Regions from separate parts of the Mus musculus genome. Here region 1 is linked to region 2. Evidence: chromatin loops called from intact Hi-C (ENCODE). Cell type or tissue: left cerebral cortex. All regions are shown on one strand. Region 1 overlaps Gtf2i (general transcription factor II I). Region 2 holds the start of Gtf2i (general transcription factor II I).

Region 1 (5,000 bases), 64 kb after region 2:
TTGGAATGTCAGAATCACCAAGCTCCGAAAGCAAGTGGAAGAGATCTTTAATTTGAAGTTTGGTAAGTGAGGTATAGTGGTTCTGTCTCTGTTTGGCCGTGTTCTGAATAAATTAGAAGTTCAGAACCTAGTGAAGGAAGGCACCAGAGAACAAGCCTGAATTTTCTTCTGCTAGTCAGCTCACTCCTTAAACCAAGCTCCTGTGTTCTCCAGTGTCCCAGTGCGGGTGACAGGGAGGAGTTGGGGGGACCCTTAGAGTCACTGTGCGTCTCACCTGTGTGGCATGGGGGCCTCTTCACCTGCTTCTGCTTCCAGGGTGACTCGAGGTTGCCCAGGCTCAGTGCAGGTTTCATTGCTGCCGTAGGAGCTCGCCGAGAAGGAAAGAGGGCGGGAAGGGCCAGCATTGCTTCTGGGAGCTCTCAGCTCGGGCAGCCACGGGCTCACCGGGAAGACTTAGGCCTGCGGGCAGCAGGATAGCTAAACTGTAGGCCCCTGTGTTGTGTTCAGCGCCTCACTTCTGCCACGAACACATTTTGACTCATAACCTGGCTGTTGAGTGCTCTGAAAATGTTTAAGTGTTCTTAAAAGTACTGTTTGTGAGCTGGAGAGATGACTGGGTGGTTGAGCGCACTGGCTGCTCTTGCAGAGTGTCTGCTTTAGGTTCTGAGCACCCACAGGACAGCTCCAGGTCAAGGGGAACTGACTCTTTCTGGCCTCTTTGAGGGCCAGGCATCCATAAAGTAGTATTTATCTATTTGTTTTAAGACAAAGGTTATTTTTAAAGTACTGTTTGTTTTCTGGGTTTGGTGGCTCATGCCTCTAATCCTAGCTCTTGAGAGACTGAGGTGTAAAACGATCTTTTTTACTCTCCTGATGTAACTGTTGCCTCCGAAACTTACTGCCTCTGTCTGCTAACCTAGGCCCAGACGTGAAAGCTTCTAGCCTGCGTACAGTCTAATGTAGGCCTAGAAGGTTTTCAGCCTCTGAGACTTACTGGTGAATAAAGCTCACCCTTTCTAGCTCTTTCTGAGCTCTGACTGGCTGATTCAGCTCATCTGTTCTGGCTCAAACTCCCCTCCAAGTTGATTGATGTAATCTGGCATCTCTTAGTTATGCCAGAATTATTGTGCTTGGCCTCAAACTAACTCTGGCAGCCTGTTGTTATCTTCTGGCTCCCTCTCCTTCTCTCATTCTCTGGCTTGTTCTGTCTTCGCCTGTGTCTAGCTTGTTCTCTCTGCCACCTGTCTCTGTGAAACTCTCCCAGTAAAACTGCCTCCTTTTTCTCTCTCCACACTGTTCTCTTTCTTATTTATTTATTTGTTTGTTTGTTTTTCTAGACAGGGTTTCTCTGTGTAGCCCTGCCTGTCCTGGAACTCACTCTGTAGACCAGGCTGGCCTCGAACTCAGAAATTTGCCTGCCTCTGCCTCCCAAGTGCTGGGATTAAAGGCGTGTGCCACCATGCCTGGCTTTTTTTTTTTTTTTTTTTTTTTTTAAATTTTTAATTTTTTTAATTTCTTTTTTAAGATTCTATTTTTTTATTTTTAACTATTCATGTGTATGGGTGTTTCGCCTACACGTATGCATGTGCACCACTTTTGTCTACTGTCTGTGGAGGTCTGAAGAGGGCATCAGGTGCCTGGAACTGGAGTTATGGGTGCTGGGAACGGAATCCCAGGTCCTCTACAAAAGCAGCAAGTGCTCTTAATTTCCTAGCTGTCTCTCCAGGGCCAGCGTTTTTTATTGTTTACTTCCACTCGCTTCAGACTAAGCTAGATCTTAATAGTGAGTGGCTGTATGGTTGGATTGTAAGGAAGCTGGCTTGACCTGTTAGATTACAGATACAAACTGAAGTGTTCCCGTGTAAGTCTGCGCCCACAAGCTAGCTTCTCTTTGTCTTTCAGCTCAGGCTCTGGGCCTCACAGAGGCTGTGAAGGTGCCATATCCTGTGTTCGAATCCAACCCGGAGTTTCTGTATGTGGAAGGGCTCCCCGAAGGGATCCCCTTCCGAAGCCCTACCTGGTTTGGGATTCCACGCCTCGAGAGGATTGTCCGTGGCAGCAATAAGATCAAGTTTGTTGTTAAAAAGTAAGTTATCTTTGTCCCCACAGCCATTTGCCATGGTCCCAGCTAAGCCAGTGGCTCTGTGAGTCCCTCATCCCGGGCCTGACTTCCTGAGTCAGAGAGAGTAGTGACTTCCATCCTGTGGGATTCTGTCACAGTGCAGGTTCAGACCACTGAGCTTTGCTGAGCTGGGCATTAAACCCAGGGCCACACACAGGCTGGGCCTCTGCTCTGCTGCTGAGGTTCCAGCTCCTCCCTGATGGATCCTAGGCAGGGCTTCTCTGACGGCACTGTGCCCAGCTCTTCACTGGTGGATTCAAGCAGTCACAGTACCACTGAACCTCCTCCAGCCAAAGCCCAGGCTGTCTGCTGGGTTCCCCGGTTATTTCCTTTGCTGCAGATTCGGTGGCGGAAGGATTTGGTCTGGTGTTGATTTGCTATTTTAAAAGGTGTTATGGGAGCTGGAGGGCTAACAGTCTTAGTCACTGTTTTATCGTGGGGAAGGAACACCACGACAAAGGCAACTGTTGTAAGGGAAAGCATTTAGCTGGGATCTTGCTTACAGTTTCAGCTGTTTAGTCATTATCACGAAAGCTGGGAGCATGGTGGCAGGCATGGCGCCAGAGACGTATCTGATCCACAAGCAATGGGGCCCAATGTGGGCTTTTAAAACCCCAGTGCCCACCTCTGTGTACCAACAAGGGCACTCCTTTGGTGACTAAGCATTCCCTCTATGTGTCAATCCACGCTCATTCACTCACTGAATCCTTGTAATAATATATGAGCTCATTACTCACACCACCACGTTCCACTCCCTGGCCCCGTGGGCTGTTAGCTGTAGTATAATGCAATTAGCCCAATTTCAAAAGTCCCCGTAGTCTGCAACAGTCTCAACGCTGTTTAAAATTCCAAAGTAGAGAGTATCTTCTGAGACTCATGGCAATCCCCTGTAAAATCACAAGACAGACCATACACTCCCAACACCTCGCAGCGGCACAGGATGTACATCGCCATTCTGCAAGGGGGAGGGCGAAGATGAGGGGATACAGGAGCAAGGCGAGGCTGAAAGCCCACACCCCACATCACCACGTCTGCTGTCAGAGCGCTCTTCACATCTCTAACTCCTTCCTACCTTGTTACTGCAGTACACTTCTCTCTTTCTCGGGCTGGTTCCACACTGGCCTGCAGCTTTGTCTGCAGGCATCCCTACCACACTGGCATCTCCAGAGCAATCCAGCCTTCCCTCTGGGGCTCCATGCAGGGTACCCCTGACTCACAGCGGACTTGGAGGGAGATTCCAAAACCCCTTCTTGTATCCTGACTCTAAATCAAGAACCATGTGGCCTAAGCTGCCAGGTTCCTCTTTAATTCCTTTCCACAGTTGGAAGCTTGGGGGGTGGGGGGGTGTCTTGCCCTGAGACCACTGCTCTTTTTTTCCACCAAGGGTAAATTTTTTTATCTCCGTGAGCTCTGGGCTTAACTTCGTCACGTTTCCTGGCGACCTTTTCTCCCTAAACTGTACACTTTGTCTCTTTGTGCGGCTTGCTCCTTTCCGTTATGGGTGGGCATAGAGGGATTAGCAGTCACCAGGTACACAGCCAGTCCTGATGACTGGAAATCTCCTCTGTTGTGCCATTCATCCAGGACTTAAGCTCAGACAGATTTTTTTCAGACAAGGGCAAAAATCAACCACATTCTTTGCCCAAATATTCCAAGAAGGCCCTCCAAGCCACAGCGCGGTTCTTCCCCTCTGACACCTCCTGAGCTGGGCCCACAGCTCACTTCGCCCTCAGTACTGCCCTCCATACCCCTGCTAGTGTGGCCCACTAAGCCCTGCTTACAGCATCAACTGCTTTCCTAGTCCAAAGTTGACATTGTGCCAGCAAGCAGCATGGTCGGGCCTGTCAGCAGTACCCAACTTCCTGGTACCAACTTGTTACTGTTCTTCTGCTATGAAGAGACACAAGACCAGGGCAATTCTTAGCATAGAAAGCATTTAACTGGAGCCTTGCTTATGGTTTCAGAGGCATATTCCATTATCAGCAGCAGTGGGGAGCATGGCTGGCGTGGTGCTGGAGAAGTAGCTGAGAGCTACATCCTGATCTGAAAGCAGAGAGAGACAGAGACAGACAGACACACTGTGCCTGGTGTGGGCATTTAAAATAATGCCCATCCCCCCTCCAGCCCCCTGGGTGACACAGGACCGACAACAAGGCTACACCTACTCCCACAAGTATCCCTTAATCCTTCTCGAATAGGGCTGCTCCTTGGTGCCGAGCATCCAAATATGTGAGCCTATGGTTGCCGTTGTTGCTCAGCTGCTGCAGTGCTCAGGCTAACACTGGCTGCTCTTCTGAGGACCTGAGCTCAATTCTCAGTACCCACATGGCAGCTCACAACTCTCTGTCTTCAGTCCTGGGGACCCAACACCCTCTTCTGACCTCCATGGACATAGGCATGCATGTGATATACAGACAGACAAACAGACATGTGCATGGAAATCATGAATACACATGCGTGTTTGGTGTTGAGAAGTCATTGGGCTGTGTGCGCTGTGTGGAGAGTGACACGCTATCTGTCCTTTCTAGGCCTGAGCTAGTTGTGTCCTATTTGCCTCCTGGGATGGCTAGCAAAATCAACACTAAAGGTAAGAGGCACGCCCGCCTCGGGGTGTGGAATGGGTCACGGGCCCTTCCACTGTCCCATGTCATCCATATCTGCATTGTCACTGCCGCTGCGGCCTTTGGTTTATTTCTTTTCTTTTTTCTGTTTTCTTGCCATTTTGTTGGAGGTTGCTGTCTGCATCCTCCTGCTCGTTGGCACTTGTGTGGAGGGTCATGCTGCCCGTTTAATGCTTCTGGGCTCTTTGAAAAGAGCGCAACTGTAGGACTTTAACGCTTCGCTGTTATAAGCGGCCCTTGGTATTTTTGAATGCAGC
Region 2 (5,000 bases):
AAGTTTTCCAGCAAGCGACAAAGAGGCTGGGAGGCTGGAAAAAGCCTTGTGGCCGCCACCTACCGAGAAGCAACGGGTGGGGGAGGGCGCCCGAATATTCGGCGGACATAAGCGGTGGGAAGGAAAAAAAAGAAAAAAGAAAAAGGAAAAAACAAACGAACAAACACCACAAATTCACCCAATTCTGTCCTTTGCATTAACAGCTAAGTTCTTCAGACTCGGGCTTTTTTAACTTTTGCATTTAACTTAGATGAACAGTTAGTTGATACTCTTCGAAAGTCATTGATCTTATGAAGTAGTTGAGAAAAATAAATATAATGGCCGGAGGAGGGTCTTAAGTTTACTTTCTTTGTAGCTGTGGGGACGATCAGGATTTCTTCAATTCTCCTTCTAAATGTGGAGCTGTGTAAAGACTCGAAGAGAGAAGAAATGGAAATCACGAGTTCCTCACCCCCTCCCATCCGTTGCCTGTCCCAAGTTTGGGCAAGTCCACTCTGGTTGCTTCTAAAGCCAGCTTTGAAAACATTGAGTTCTTTGTGTCCCGGAGCTGGGGGGACCTCCCTCTGCAAATCAGGCGACAGGCCAGCCCCGGGGCTCCCCTGGCCTTTGCAATGTCCCTAACTTTGCAATTTGCAAAGGGATGTTGGTAGCAAAGAGTTATTTAAGTGGAAGTTGTGGCCTGCTGGAGAAGGAAGGGGGGGGACACTAAGTTCTAGGTCTCACCCCACTCCCCTCCCCCATCCGGGCGGCCGCGCAGGCCCCAGGTGCAGCCATGTTCTCGCTCCCACCACCCGCGCGCTTCCATTGACAGTCCAAGCCGGAGAGGGCCGGGCGCCGCGGCGCTTCGCCTCGGCCTAGAGGGGGGCGGTGGGGAGAGAATCAGGGTTCATGCCGCAAGGCTGTCTGGGAGTTATAGTTCGGGGTACCCACCCGTTGCGTAGGTGAGCGCGGGTTCAGAACTACAACTCCCGGTGGGCGGTGCTGCTTGTGCGCACGCGCAGCGGCACCTTCGAGGAACAAAAAAAAAAAAAAAAAAAAAAAAAGGCAAAAAAAAAAAAAGGGGGAAAAAAAAGGAGGAGGAGGAGGGTGAGAGATAAGCTGGGAGAGCAGAGAAAAGGGGGCACCGGCGGCCCCCCCGCTTCCCTGCACGCGCTTGCCGCCCGCCTGCCGCGGTTATCCCTGGGCTTCGTCCCTGTTCCCCCCCCCCCCCCCCGGCGTCTGGCGACCCAGCGTGGAGCGAGGCCCCGCCGGGGGCGGCCATGCGGCGGTGACAGGAGCACGGCCGAGACGCACGGGCCCCCCTCGCCCTCTCACCTCCACCCCGTTCGCCAGCTCGCCGAGGCCCCTCCGGCCTACACTCGCTTGCTGTCCGCATCCCCCCCTCCCCGACCCTCCCCGGCTGCTCTTCGGGTGAGTCCCTGTCGCCTCAGATCGTCCCCTTTCCCTCGAGTGTCCCCTCCGTCGTCCCCCTCTGCCTCGGGGTGCCATGGCGAACAGGGGCGTCTTTATTCGACACTCTGCCCCCGTCGGGAGTGTGTGCACCGACTCGGGCGTGAGAGTTGGGGTCGCTTGGCGCGCTGCGAGTGGCAAGGGGACAACTTCGGGGTGAGGAAGCGGACGCGCTGTGACCCCCCCCAAAGTCCACTCTACTTGGGGGCCTTGGCAGCGGACGCGACGCGGCTTTTTTGGGGGGATGGGGCGGCTGGTGGTGGGGGGAGACGACAGTTGCACGCGCACACCCGTGGTGCGTGGGGGAGGACTCGCGGCGTTCCGCGCCTGCGTACATTGTATCCAGACGCGTGGACGGTGGTCGGGGGACTGGGTTGGGGGTGTTTGAGAGGGATGGTCTCGCGCGAGCAGCCCCCCGCGCGTGAACGAGCGGACGAGTTAGCGTACCCCGGCGGGGCCGCGCAGCCCTGCTCCTTCGCTCCTGATTGGCTGGGAGGGCTCGCTCGGGGACGCGCGCGCGGGCGCGCGGGGTGCCACGGCCCCTCCTGAGCCCCGTGGGGTCGCGCTCGGGTTCGCTGTGTGAGCGTTTGTGTGTGTGTGTATATGTTTGTATGTGTGTGTGTGTGTGTCGGGTTCGCTATGAGAGCGTGTGTGTGTGTGTGTGTCCGTGTGTCCAGGGCTTGCGGAGCTTAGGGCAGCAGGCTGCGTGCGATTGGCCGGCGGGCACCGTGGGGGCGGGGCGTCGGTGCCTGGTAACTGCGGTGGGGGCCCCCGGCAGGGGGGCGGGAGCCACCAGGCTTGGAAGCCAGTGCCCGCCCTGGCTGTCCGGTGCTCCGCCCTGCTCCCAGGTGGAGCCCAGCCGTGGGCTTTGTCCGGAGCTGGTCGCTTGCAGGTCCCTCGGGGCCAGGACTTTTTTTGGGGGTGGGGGCGTTAGGGAGGAGGAGATGGAAATAAACACAATGACCGGAAGGAAGACTTTAGCCTTGAGGCTATGAAAATAATCAGTCTGGCTTGGGCAAGCACTCAGCCTTCGGGGTTAAGAGAAGGAACGGGGGAAAAAGTTTACTCCTGCACTTCTATTTTTTTTTCTCAATTTTGCCCTTTTTTTTTTTTTTTTTTTTTTTTGAGGTGCGGGAAATCTCAGTATGGCTGCTCTGGAACTCTTAGGTAGAGCAGGCTGATCTGGAATACAGAGATCCGCCTGCTTCTGCCTCGCCAGCGTTGGGGTTAAAGACCAAGTGCAACCAAGTCTCGCCCAAGTTTTGCTTAATTTAAAAAAAAAAAAAAGTAAAACTTTAAGTAGGATGTTTTGTATCTCAGGCTGGCCTGGAACTCGCTTTGTAGTGGAGGCTTCCCTGGAGCTTCTGATCTCTCCTGTATTCATCTGCTAAGTGCTGGGATCGCAGGTCTGGCTCCGAAATTCTTGGGCCTCTTACATTCCTTTCCTGCCGCCCACCTCGCAGCTCCCTTTAGCACACCCCCTCCTTGCCTTATGGCTTTGTGCTCCTTGGCTGCTGAGAGTGCAGATCTGAGATGGTGCTGGTGGAGTGCCCGCCGATTTGGGGAACAGGGGATGAGGTGCAAGGCCGGCTATCTTTTCCGGCTGCTGTGCTGGCCCAGCCTGCCTGGTTTCCTGGGCAAAGTTAGTTTGTAAATAAGGGGGTGCAGTGTAAATAAGGTGCAGGTACAGTACCCATAAACATCTGGCTTGGGATTTGGGGTGGTTGGTATTTCCTATAGCAGGCTTTTCTTTCTTTTTCTTTTTCTTTTCTTTTCTTTTTTTTTTTTTTTTTTTGAGAGTTGCCTCGGGCTTCTTTGTTGCTTGCTCCCTGGGAATCTTGCCTCACACCCTGGAGGCACAAAAAACTTTCTGTCCGCAGTCATTTCCGTAAGGCCTTTCTTTTATGTTGGGGGGGGGGGTCACCAGTTGTTTTTGGTTACCCACCCCCTTCTGAATTGCTTGTTAGCCTTGGGTCATCCTTAGGCAAGGGGTTGCTAAAATCCATGCCTACCATTATGGGAGTAACCCAGGACCTAGTGCTTGTTAGGTAAGTAGTGTACCGAACAAAGCTCCCAGTTCCCTGAGGATTCTAGGTTGGCACTTTCACCCTTCAGTCAGCTTTCACCCTTCACCTCCCCGCCCCATTACTATTTGAAATAGTTTCACTAAGTTGCACAGGTTGGCTTTGAACCCCGTCTGTAGCCCAGGTCCTCTTTGAATTTGGTAATTCCCCTGTCTCTCAATTGCTTGTACAGCTGGGATGGATGGTGAACCTCTGGGGAGGGAGGGAGGTTCTGCCTTTGTTCCTTTCTATTTAGGTGGTAAACTCTGGTTTGGTCCTGTTCAGGTCTGCAGGCCCTCTGCCAGGTGTCTGCAATATAGTGCGGTGGCCGCTGGGTTTGGTTGTGTGTGTGTGTGTTTTTTTTTTTTTTTGGTTTTTCGAGACAGGGTTTCTCTGTGTAGCCCTTGGCTGACCTGGAACTCACTCTGTAGACCAGGCTGGCCTCGAACTCAGAAATCTGCCTTCTTCTGCTTCCCAAGTGCTGGAATTAAAGGCGTGCGCCCCCACGTCCGGCGGCAGCTGGGTTTGAATTCTTTCATCGGCAGATGTGCTCCTTAAACACATCAGGAAACTCCATTTGTGGACCAGACCAGCTCTGTAGTAGTCAGGTACGCACTGTCTGTGGCAGGGGCCTCAAGACTTCATCTGGGAGCCACTGGTTCTCCATCCCAGCTCTGCTTCTGTAGCAGATTGATGACATCATCACAGACCCCTGGGTTCTGCATGTCTGGATTGGGGCTTGACTGTGTCTTGAATTGTGTGTAACCCAGGTAAGGCCTGTAAGTTACAGTCCGCCTGCCTCCGTGTTCTGAGGGCTTAAATGATTTGTTACTATGACTTATTTAAAAACAGGATCCAACCCAAAAGACATGGGAGTGTTTACTCTAGATTAAATTGGAAGACGGGTTGGGAACTTCTAAAAAGTAAATCATAATTGCATAATTCACCTCCAGTTTGAAAAGTGGCTGTGGGTTCAAGTGCTGAGTTAATTTTGAAATATAAGTGACGCTGACAGTTTTTCCACCTAACTGGATTATTTCAGTAGGGGCACAGTTTCCCCTCCATTCTTTTCCCCTCCCTCCCTTCCTTCACAGTGCTGGGGCACATACCCCACCTGGGCAGTGCTCTGAAGTCAGTTGTTACAGTGTGTCTTCTCCCCTCTGGAGCCTAGGGATGGGGTTATAGCCCAGAGCGTGGCACTTGCCTTGCCTGCTGTGACAGGTCCATCCTGATAACTTCTTGCTCCCCCCACCCCCCTCCTCCCCATGCCTCCAGCTTGCTTCTCTGTGCTTGGAAGTTTTCCTCCTGTCTGGAAGTCCCCCAGCGCAGCTCTGCATCCTTTGCCTGTTTCTGCACAACTAATCTGCATATTACCATTTGGGCCAGTGAGAAAGTGAGCATAAGTGACACAGATTATTGAAGGTTTCCTTGGCTGTGACCCGACTAAAAACAATATAGGCTGGGTGCGGCAGCTCACTCCTTCAGTCC

Evidence for each region. A loop is a pair of places that touch in the nucleus more often than their neighbours do. Peaks named below come from ENCODE experiments on the same cell type or tissue, not always from the same donor. Only the 100,000 strongest peaks of a DNase experiment are listed, where the experiment ranks them.
Region 1: a loop joins it to region 2, with 3 times the contacts of the local background. A loop is called at or near these places in 1 of 42 quality-filtered maps.

The regions. Positions count from the first base shown.
Region 1 is chr5:134,246,928-134,251,927 of GRCm38, reverse strand. It overlaps Gtf2i (general transcription factor II I), which reads left to right. Exons shown (of 34, transcript NM_010365.4): 19 at 1-62; 20 at 1,903-2,086; 21 at 4,651-4,709. Among named protein-coding and RNA genes, the nearest start is that of Ncf1, 20 kb to the right of the region's middle. In left cerebral cortex, no CTCF peak of the experiment used is centred here; a DNase peak (open chromatin) is centred at 2,514; H3K27ac peaks cover 466 bases.
Region 2 is chr5:134,310,793-134,315,792 of GRCm38, reverse strand. It overlaps Gtf2i (general transcription factor II I), which reads left to right and starts at 1,033. Exons shown (of 34, transcript NM_010365.4): 1 at 1,033-1,410. In left cerebral cortex, a CTCF peak has its summit at 58; DNase peaks (open chromatin) are centred at 902, 1,959, 2,134, 2,905 and 1 more place; H3K4me3 peaks cover 3,740 bases; H3K27ac peaks cover 4,177 bases.